2 separate regions of the Homo sapiens genome follow, and region 2 is linked to region 1. Evidence: read pairs that join two places in POLR2A ChIA-PET (ENCODE). Cell type or tissue: Caco-2. All regions are shown on one strand. Each heading gives the region's core, and the rest is flanking DNA. Links, peaks and the distances in the headings are about the cores only.

The links. ChIA-PET counts read pairs that join two places held together with the same protein. Peaks named below come from ENCODE experiments on the same cell type or tissue, not always from the same donor. Only the 100,000 strongest peaks of a DNase experiment are listed, where the experiment ranks them.
Region 2: POLR2A ChIA-PET joins it to region 1 with 5 read pairs; 2 of 35 experiments call an interaction of 5 or more read pairs at or near these places.

Annotation. Positions count from the first base shown.
Region 1 is chr1:232,688,220-232,693,598 of GRCh38, reverse strand. No RefSeq gene overlaps it. Among named protein-coding and RNA genes, the nearest start is that of LINC01745, 27 kb to the left of the region's middle. In Caco-2, for the core only: no CTCF peak of the experiment used is centred there; no DNase peak of the experiment used is centred there.
Region 2 is chr1:232,994,070-232,999,448 of GRCh38, reverse strand. PCNX2 (pecanex 2) reads left to right here. Exons shown (of 34, transcript NM_014801.4): 31 at 70-344; 32 at 1,011-1,198. Among named protein-coding and RNA genes, the nearest start is that of NTPCR, 46 kb to the right of the region's middle. In Caco-2, for the core only: no CTCF peak of the experiment used is centred there; a DNase peak (open chromatin) is centred at 3,058.

The DNA.
Region 1 (5,379 bases), core at 160-5,159:
CGTGCCTTGAGGATCAGAAATTGAAATCACCGGCAATGTGAACCAAGCCTCCTCAGCCTTCTTTAGCCAGGGGCAGGGCTTCCTTCTGAAGTCCATTTCCCCCCTGTTTTCCTCAAGGCTCCCTGGTCACTGGGTGATGTGGCCATTGCCTCATGTGGACCTTCATATTTTGTCAGACAGAAGATGCTTCTGTGATCTGCAAGCTGTTCTGCAGGTCTTGCTCTCTCTCCTGCATTCTTTTTTTCCCTTCGTTAGGTCACGGTGAAGTGTTTCTGCAGCTCTCTTAAACTTTCTACTAACAAAACACTTTGGCCTCATTTCTATTAGCTTGTCCTTAGGGCACCTCTGTGAGGCATCTCAGTTGTTCCTTATGCAACACAAGCAACCTGCCTCACAACTCAAATCTTGGCTGTAGGGAGATGGCTCTACTAAATGCTAACATGGGGCAAGAGAGAACAAAAAATTGATTTTTTTTCTCTTCAAGGACTTTGAATCTGGTTAAGGACACCAAACATTTATGGATTTAAAAAGAAACAACTTCGTCTCATAAACAAGAAATAGTCTTCTCTGCTTCTAGAGCCCTTTGTCCATGAGGGCATGGTAGCAATATTTTTATTCCATTGGATGTTTGCCCCTTTGTTTTTCTATGAAGATGGGCCCCATGAGGGTAGACGCACATCTTTTCAACTTCTCATTCCCAGTGCTGTGAAAGAAAATAGAATCTCGGGACCCCACACTCACCATGCCAAAGGGAAAGTTAAGGTTGGGAACCGAGTCACAAATCCTGCCTTCCTTTTGTTCTGGAGCAGATAGCTGTAATTTCACAACCCCATATCATAGCCTCATTTCCTCTACTCCCTCTTTTCTCATGTCTATAATACTTAATCTTAAACGAAATGTAGATTTACTGAGCATGAGACCAGGCATCATTGACTTTTTCATCTACACTCTCATTTCACATGTAAAATGTAGTTTACTAAGGCTCATCAGAGCCTCACTAGAATGTAACACCTACCTCACTGCCTACCCTCTTTTTTCCCCTCCTGCTTCCTCTTTCCTCTTTAAATACAGAAGTTCCTAAACCCTTTGGAAAAATCACAGGTCACATATGTCCCTGCAACTGGTGTTTTTTCCCAGGCATGTCCTCGACCTTGACAAAATAAACCTCTATGGATTGACACCTGCCTCAATCACTTTTTGGTTGACAATGCCCATCATGGTGCCTCTTACATGGGTATTCTATAAGTATTTGTTGGATGCTAAATTTGTTGAGAGGTAAAGTGGCTGAATCAACTTCTTCACATTGACTGCCCTTGGGCAGAAATAGTTTTCACCCAGATACTTAACTGTTCAGAAATCGGTTGCACACTGTTGATGAGAAACAGAAGCTTGGGATGTTCATGTCAGCCAACATTTCCTCATTCTCCAGGAAGTATCACTTGAATGAGGTTCAAGGTAGCAGAATGGCAAGGACAGTTCTATTCAGTAACCATTAGGTGGCATATATAATATATTGTGTGCGTGTGTATTTATAGACATATATACAGATTTATATTTATGTGTATATATATATTTATTGATTCACACATTTACACATGTATAATTTGATTTCAGGAAACACCGAGACAACCCCTACTAAAAATATATGTTCCTATTACATCCCCCTAGTCAAGGGATGAATGTGGCAGAAGGGGCTTATGAGGAAAAGAAGGGCTCATATAATGTGTTAGGAAGTGGGTGTTCAGAAGCAGGAATGTCAATCTAGGAAAGGGGACCAGGGATGAAGGGATTCCAGGGTAGAGCGCAGTGATGAGAGTTGCTAGTAATCCTGTATATTTAGAAGACCTGGGAAGAAGAGGGTCTGAGAGGCTTACCCATGGGCAGGTGAGAGGGATTGGGGCCTGCAGTCATTCACCACTCGCTGCAGCTGCGGGGTGAGAACTGCTGATCCCCATCCAGGCGGAGCTTCTGGCAGAAAGTGTGCAGAGTCATCAGGTGCACATGCTTGGGATTTGAAACATCTCGATTCAAATTCTAGCTCTGTCATCAGTCAACTTGGGAAAAAAATATTTCACTTCTCTCAGGGCTTTTTCTTCATTTCTAAAATGAAGCTGCTATTCAACCTGGTAAGTTGTTGAGGAAATTAAATAAATAACAGAAAACTCAATATGGTGCCTGCCACATAGAAAGAAAGTAATATATGGCAACTCTTACTAAAAGTTATTTTTGGGTGGGCATGGTAGCGCACGCCTGTATTCTTATCACTTTAGGAAGCCAAGGTGGGAGGACCGCTTGAAGTCAGGAGTTCAGGATCAGCCTGGGCAACATGGCAAGACCCTGATCTCTAAAAAAAATTAAAAATAGCAAGGCATGATGGCTCATCCCTATAATCCCAGCTACTTGGGAGGCTGAGGCAGGAAGATCACTAGAGCCCAGGAGGTCGAGGCTGTAGTGAACTGTGATCACACCACTGCACTCCAGCCTGGGCAATAGAGAGAAACCCTGATTCAAAAAAAGAAAGAAAGAAAGAAAGAAAAAAAGAAAGAAAGAAAGAAAGAAAGAAAGAAAGAAAGAAAGAAAGAAAGAAAGGGAGGGAGGGAGGGAGGGAGGGAGGGAAGGAAGGAAGGAAGGAAGGAAGAGAAAAGAGAAGAAAGAAAAGAAAAGAAAAGAAGCCAATATTGCAGGGAGAGGCAGGTCATCTGAAGATGGCTGGGTTCTCATGGTAAACTGCTGGGATGGGACTAGACTTTGACCAGACAAGAAATTACAGGAGACATTTTATCCTTATTAGTATTCAAAGACTTCTGGGAAGGAAAACATTGTCAACATCATTACACAGTTATGCCTTGGTTAGAAATAACTTTTTCTGAAAGCTGGTTTTGATTAAGAAAGGGAGAAGTGAGAAAGGACATGGACAACTGACTGCGGGGAGAGAGATTGTGGGAGGAATTTCTGAGTTACAAGACATAGAAGGGTTGTCCGAGAAAAGCATGCTGAAAAGAAAGTCTTTTTGCTTTCCCACTTTGCTGCTGAGTAGACGGGGGCCGGCCCTCCTTTGGTAGCTGAGTGTGACTTCCTCACCTTCCCCACCCCATTCTGCCCTGAGTGGAAGTGACCAAAATGCGCCATTTCCTGCGGCAGGGCGTGCTACATCAATTCCTCATCGGGTAGTTAAATCCTACCTCCTCTTTGTTTTTCTAATACCCAGATGTTATTCAGAACTTCTGTTCTCCTCAATTCTCTTTTCCCATGTTGGAATTAGGACTGAACAGATGGATTTAAGCCAACTTGATTCTGTCAATTTGGGAGTCAAATCTCGCGAGTTTTTTTAAGAGACTGTGGTGAAAGAAAACCCAAAATACTCAAAAGAGCATTATTCTCAGGATACTTCTGATTTATCTGGAGCCAGAAAATTAAAGCCATTTATAAAAGGCAGATTTCTGCGGAAAAAAAACAATTTTATCTTCCTCTTACCTGAAAGCCAGATTGTATTTAGAATGTGCAAATTGGAAGCAGATTGAATAAGTGCTGCTGCTCAGGGTTTGGGCCGTTTTAATTTGAAAAAAAAAAAAAAAAGCCAAACTTGAACCAATCGATTTGTCTGCTCTTGGGAGCTTATCTGTCATGAGCTATTATCTTATACTGTAGTAATAAACACGCCTTGCCTACTGAAGAGAGGTGTGGAGTTCCATAAACTTCTAAGAGGATATTCTCAAGGGCAACAGTTGCCAACATATGTCCTAAGAGGAACTAGTTCCCTGGGATGGTAATGCACTATGTGTGCTAACCAAGCTTGGAAAATACCAGATTATACAAAATAAACTCAATTTCTTTTCCTCAGGAATGTTCAGCCTTCAATATAAACCTAATATACATATTTAATATCCATTCACTGAGATTTTTCTAGAGTGAAGAGTCAATATTCAGCATTTTCCAAACTAATTCGACAATAGAGTCCTGTTCTCTGAGAATGGTTTTGAGAGACTCGCGTTCCATGGACCAGATGTTGAGAAATACTGCACAAAAGTCATTAGTCTACTGATGGTTAGTATGTGGTTAGCTATTTAAAATAATAACACATTTGCTGGCATTCTAGATTCTTGAGCCTTTTACCACCTGAGAGACAAAAGCTCACCACTATTTGTAGCAAAATTAATCACCACTTTTTGGAGCTAATTGACTATTAAATTGGCATAATTCATACATGGAAGATACATGAAATGCATATATAAAATATCACTCGTTTTGTTCTGTGGATGAGGTGAGTAGAACCTGGCAATTATCAACTGAGCAGATTTTCCTTTGTAGAAGATTCTAGCCTGCAGAGACGTATGGTGGACAACTTGAAATCAACCAAGATAATAATTTCCTTTATATTGATTAACATTCATTTCCATCCAGAGAGATGTGCAGGGGAATATATATTCCTGCCTGAAGAGAGGAGTGCAGAGTTCTGTGAGCTTCCATGTTGATAGTCAGTAGGGTGATACTGCCTGAAGATTTAAAGATTCTCAGATCACCATTATATATTGGGAAACAATGAACACACACACAAACACACACACACACACAAACACACACACACACACACACACACACACACTGCTCCAGTCTGTTAAAAGATGAGAAAAGTAAAACCTAAATATGCTTGCCGTTAGAGTAGCAAGAGCTGGGATTTTAAACTCAGTACTTCCGACTCTCATTCCAAATGAAAATAGAGTTTTTGCAGATACCCATATTACAAAACGTTAGAAACTTTTTAAAAATGAGAAAATCCAAGTATATTTCTCAATCTCCTGCTCAGAGATTCCTCTGCTCGATCTCCATGGTCATTTTCCAAGAAAGCCTTCAGATCCCAGGCATAGTAAAGGCTGCTAGAAAGAAAAAAAGCAAATAAAACTCTCCCCTCAAAGAGACTCAAATCTAGGGTAAATTTTAAGGAGCCAATTATACTGTTTGCACAGGGATAAATTATGTAATAGAAACATAAACAAACTGCTGAGATGGAAAAGCAAGATTCGGTTATGCATAGAAGCTGAATTTGTCTTTGAAAGATGGATAGAATTTTAAGATATGAAAGAAGAGAATGTTGGTTTACCAGTTGCCCAAAAGGGCATAGTAAGTCAGAAAATGAGGTGTGCTGGCATTTAGTAACAGGTCATTACTGGTGACTAACAAAACCAGCCTGAGAGGCAAAGAGGACTCTGTGTCAATTCCAAGACATCTACATGGAAGTAAGAGCTAGTGAGAGAGGTAACGAACTTCAAGTAATGAGACTGAATCCCAAATTACAAACTGCTCAGGAAAAACAAAGCATAGGAGATAAATATGTAGGGAGGAAGTTGAGTGGATAAGGAGAGAGGGCAGCCGGACCCAATT
Region 2 (5,379 bases), core at 143-5,142, 310 kb before region 1:
AAGAAAAAACCAATAGACTGGAAAACACAGGCCTTCTGCCTTTCTTCCCGTTCCCTCTCTGACCTGCAGGTTAACAAAGAATGCGTCCGAGGACTTTGGGCCGGGCAGCAGCAGGAGCTTATATTTCTTCGCAACCGCAATCCGGAGCGCGGCAGTATCCAGAACAATAAGCAGGTCCTGCGGAACTTGATTAACTCCTCCTGCGATCAGCCCCTGGGGTACCCCATGTATGTCTCCCCACTAACCACATCCTACCTAGGGACACACAGGCAGCTGAAGAACATCTGGGGTGGACCCATCACTTTGGACAGAATTAGGACCTGGTTCTGGACCAAGTGGGTAAGGTAAGTTTTTACAACAAATGCCTCTGTCCAGATGCTGGGGGAAGGTGTGGGGGATGCAGGGAGCTCTGTACTCCTGGTTCAGATTTCACTGTCAGCCACCATTTTCTCATATGATTAAAACTGCTACCCCCAAGTGGCATCGAACAGATCATTTGTTTCAGCAAGCAGTCTCAGATTATGAATCCATGGAAAATCTCATATGGATGAGAATCTCTTTCCCCCACATTTGCACAGGCTGAGTTCTTGCAGAGCTGCCAAGGTTATGAGTCTTTAGCAGTAACCATTCCACATCTGTTAGCAAGAACTGGAAGAACATCCCCAGCACACATTTCTCATCCAATAAGTCTTCTTACCTGGATGTAGTAATCAGTTGGGATGAATTCTAAGAAGTTTTGCCTGAAGACGACAGAGCTCCCTATCAAGCCTCAGTGCTAAGGGTTCTTATGGAAGGTTGAGACGGAAGCCCATTCATCCTGGTGCAGTCTGTTCATTTATTAGATGCTGAGGTTTGGGAACAACAGCCCCTCTTCCCACCAGCATGCCAGGTGGGCTACTCACCTGGAGAGCACGCTCTTCGATCCCGATTTAGGCAAGGCCATGGTGGTGCATTTAGGGGGATTGGAAGTGTGTTGCTGAGAATCCTCAAAGGACTTCTCCCTCCCACAGGATGCGGAAGGATTGCAATGCCCGCCAGCACAGTGGCGGCAACATTGAAGACGTGGACGGAGGAGGGGCCCCGACGACAGGTGGCAACAATGCCCCGAGTGGTGGCAGCCAGGAGAGCAGCGCAGAACAGCCCAGAAAAGGCGGTGCTCAGCACGGGGTGTCATCCTGTGAAGGGACACAGAGAACAGGTGGGTGCAGCAGGGGCCTCCAAACTATCGATGAAGTCCTATTTGGTCCCAGTGACCAATGCCCTGAGTTATGATGTTGTTTAAACCTCTGAGAGCACCTTCTTGCATTGGGACAATAGATGCCGGAAATTTGCAGACTCTTGTAGGTTCTGCTCAGGAAAACAATTCTCCATCTGTTAGATTCAGCTTTTACCATTTATCCATCTGTCCATGACCTTGGCCAGCCATTCATCTGTCTGTCCACCTGTCCAGGGGTCGCTGCATTCCATTCCATCTTTCCGTCTCTCACTCTATGACCGTTTGATGGTGTGCCTTCTGTGTCTGGCTGTGTTGTAGCTATTGGCCCATGTACTGTCTCCCTCTTCTCCAAGTGTCCGTGGGGCACACAAACAGGCCTCCTGCCTTCCCTCTCCTGCTTCTCACTGATTCTCACCTTCCTCCACTTAGACTTGACATTTCAGAGCAGAAGAAAAGAGGGCAGAAAGGGTGCCCACAGATAGGAACCTAGGAGGTGGCTGCAACCAAGCCTGGCTGAGTCTAAAGTTTAAAATTATGTTTAAACTAACACCCAAATAGTTATACTCCACCAGATGGATGAAGTTCCAAAACTCCACTGGTGGTCTGCACTGGGGAGGAGGTGGTTGGACTAGAAAAGGAGATCCAGAGGATGAGTGTCCTGGGAACATGAAAGAGATGGATGCTCTGCCCTGGTTCCTGCTGGTCCTTGGCTTTACCCTCTGGAGCATGTTAGTGGTTTTACTTTTTGGCCTCAGTTCTTCCTCACCATCCAGAAGCGTTTAATAAGTGCCTCTGTGCATGCTTCTCCTGCTAGCTCTGCACCAAATGAGCCAGGAGTTACAGTCCCTGCCTCCTGGGAGTGCCCAGAGCAAGGCAGAGGATTGAACAGAGACAGTAGGATGTATGCAAACATGAGCAAGATATGAGAGAGAGAAAGAGAGGATATATGTATAAATCAAAAAGTATCTGAGACAGCTGTCAATTAATTTAGAGGTTTATTTTGCCAAGGTTAAAGAGGTGCCCAGGAAAAAAGGACACAAGCGACAGACCCAACTGTGGCTACTTTTTCCAAAGAGGGTTTGGGGACTTCATTATTTAAAGGGGAAAGAATGGGCAATAGGGGAAAAAGGCGGGGCAGGGGATAAGGAAAAGGGGTATTTTGCAACCACTGTGACCAGCCTTTGAGGCTTTCATCAACCTTCACTGAATCCACATTTTACATGTAAAAAGCGTAGGTAGAGAAACAGTCAATTGTACATTCATGTCCAGCTCCGCAGATCTGCATTTTTACATAAAGTAAACATAGAGTTGAAGAAGGAGTCATGTGTGCCTTTGTCTCAGGTGAGCAGATGGAGGACTCCTAGTCCTATCTTTGTCCCGCATTTGTAAAGGTAAGCTGTTCATTTACATTGTCAGGGTGAAATTTAACAGAACTGTTTTAGAGTAAAGATCTTGGGGCCCACAAGGAATTTCTCTGCAAGCAAATTGGGAGGGAGACAGTTTTGCATGTCTCAGTTCCCAGGCTTGACTTTTTCCTTTGGCATATGAGTTTGGGGAGATTTTATTTTCCTTCCACAGATGCTAGATAGGTAGATAGGGACTGATTGATAGAGGACAGAAAGAAAGCTAGGTAGGTAGATAGATAGGTAAATAGACAAAATAGGTGGTATCCGCTGCTCAAAAGAAAGGAAAAAAGATCTCCCCCTGCCCCACCCACCCCATGCTGTTTACTCTGAGGCCCTGCAGGACACCTGCTGGAGGCCTCCCATGCAGCTCCCAGGCCTCCAGTATCTCATTGTTTAGTTAACATTTCTTATCACATGAAAAATGTGTTTCAGGATCATGGGAGTGACTTTCCAGGTGGGGAAATGCAAAGTAGCTTCCAAATGGTGAAATGCCTAAGCATCTGTCATTTGCCAGTACTTCCAGGTGACTTGTGTGGACTGGAGAAAGTCCAGAGTCAGGGGGGTGTGGCTGCGGGGTGGGCAGGGTCAGAGACAGGGGTCAGAGGTGGGGGTTCCAGAAGTGCTTCAGACCTGGTTTCTTGAAGCTTGGCAGAAAAGAAATTGGAGGCCGGGTGCTGTGGTGCACACCTATAATCCCAGCACTTTGGGAGGCTGAGGTGGGAGGATCACTTGAGGTCAGGAGTTCAAGACCAGCCTGGCCAACATGGTGAAACCCCATCTCTACTAAAAATACAACAAAAAATTAGCCAGGTGTGGTGGTGGGTGCTTGTAATCCCAGTTACTTGGGAGGCTGAGGCAGGAGAATCCCTTGAACCCAGGAGGCGGAGGTAGCAGTGAGCCGAGATCACGCCACAGCACTCCAGCCTGGGTGGGGGGAGAGGAGGGGGAAGAAATTGGAAACACCTTCTTCCCTTTCTTCCTATAAAACAGCACCTGGAACTGGCCTTGCCTGGAAGAGCTGGTGTTCCTTCCACTCCCTGGAGTCCGAACACCATAGGCAGTGAGCATTCCTTGCATTTACAGGAGCAATCACAGCTTCCCGTTTGTGGAAGATGTCAGAGCAGGATCTTTTTTTTTAAATTGGATTTTTAAGTTAAAATTTAATAATCAAACTATACAATCAGCATAGTTTAAAACTCAAAAAGGACTGCCTGGATTAAAACAAAAATCATGGGTTTCCCCCCTTCACCCCCCAGCAACATTCCTAATTCTCAGAGGTTACTGCTTCCAACTCTTGCAGCTGCTTTGTATTTTTGGGGCATCTACCTCCACATATTTAAATGACACGCTTACTCTGGAGCAGGATCTACTAAAGCCTAAACCAGCTGTTAATTTCTCATGAATGCTTCTTAAAACTTCCTGCCAAGGCCACCGCTGGCTTTCTACATTTTACAAGCAAAGGAGCATGCCTGGCTAAATACCCCACACACCACATGCCTTGGCCACACCTGCAGCCTGAGTTTGTCCCAGGCTCTGAGACCAGTTGTTGTCCTGCTTAGGGGGATGGAGGGTTGGGGAGATTTATGAAGCCCTGGGCCAAGCATCAGCTGCTTTGAACTCACCTGCCTTGCTGCCACCCTGCTCTTTCTCTGCCCCCCGGTGTATTCACAGCATCCTTGCTGCAGGTGATAAAATTTGATAACAGTAACAGTTCTCAGGTTCTACTCTACCAACACCATCCTGAGTACTTTCATGTGCACATTCACTGGATCCTCACCATGGCTTTTAGAGATGCAGGCAGTTTCACCCTCCTCATCTTGCAGATAAAGAAACTGAATGTATTAGTCTGTTTTCACACTGCTACAAAGGTACTACCTGAGACTGTGTAATTTACAAAGGAAGGAGGTTTAATTGACTCACAGTTCTGCATGGCTGGGGGGACCTCAAGAAACTTACAATTATGGTGGAACGTGAAGGGGAAGAAAGACACATCTTACATGGTGGCAGGAGAGAGCAAGAGTGAGGAAGTGCCACACTTTAAAACCACCAGCTCTCATGAGAACTCACTCACTATCACAAAAACAGCCTGGGGGAAACCACCCCCATGATCCAATCACCTCCCACCAGGTCCCTCCCTCAACACATGGGGATTTTTTTTGGGTGGGGATACAGAGCTCAACCATATTATTATGCCCCTAGTCCCTCCTAAATCTCATGCCCTTTCACATTTCAAAACCAATCATGCTTCCCAACCATCCCCCAAAGTCTTAACTCATTCCAACATTAACTCAAAAGTCCAAATCCAAAGTCTCATCTGAGACAAGACAAGACCCTTCCACCTATGAGCCTGTAAAATCAAAAACAAGTTAGTTACTTCAAAGATACAATGGGGGAACAAGCATTGGGTAAATGTCCCCATTCCAAATGGAAGGAATTAGCCAAAACAAAGGGGCCACAGGCCCCATGCAAGTCCAACACCCAGCTGGTCAGTCATTAAATCTTAAAGCTCCAAAATCTCCTTCAATGCCATGTCTCATGTCCAGGTCACACTGGTGCAAGAGGTGGGCTTCCAATGCCTTGGGCAGCTCTGCATGGGTACAGTCCCTGCAGCTGTTTTCATGGGCTGGTGTTGAGTGTTTGCAGCTTTTCCAGGTGCACAGTGCAAGCTGTTAGTGTATCTACCTTTCTGGGATCTGGAGGATGGTGGCCCTCTTCTCATAGCTCCACTAGGCAGTACCCCAGTGGGACTCTGGGGGC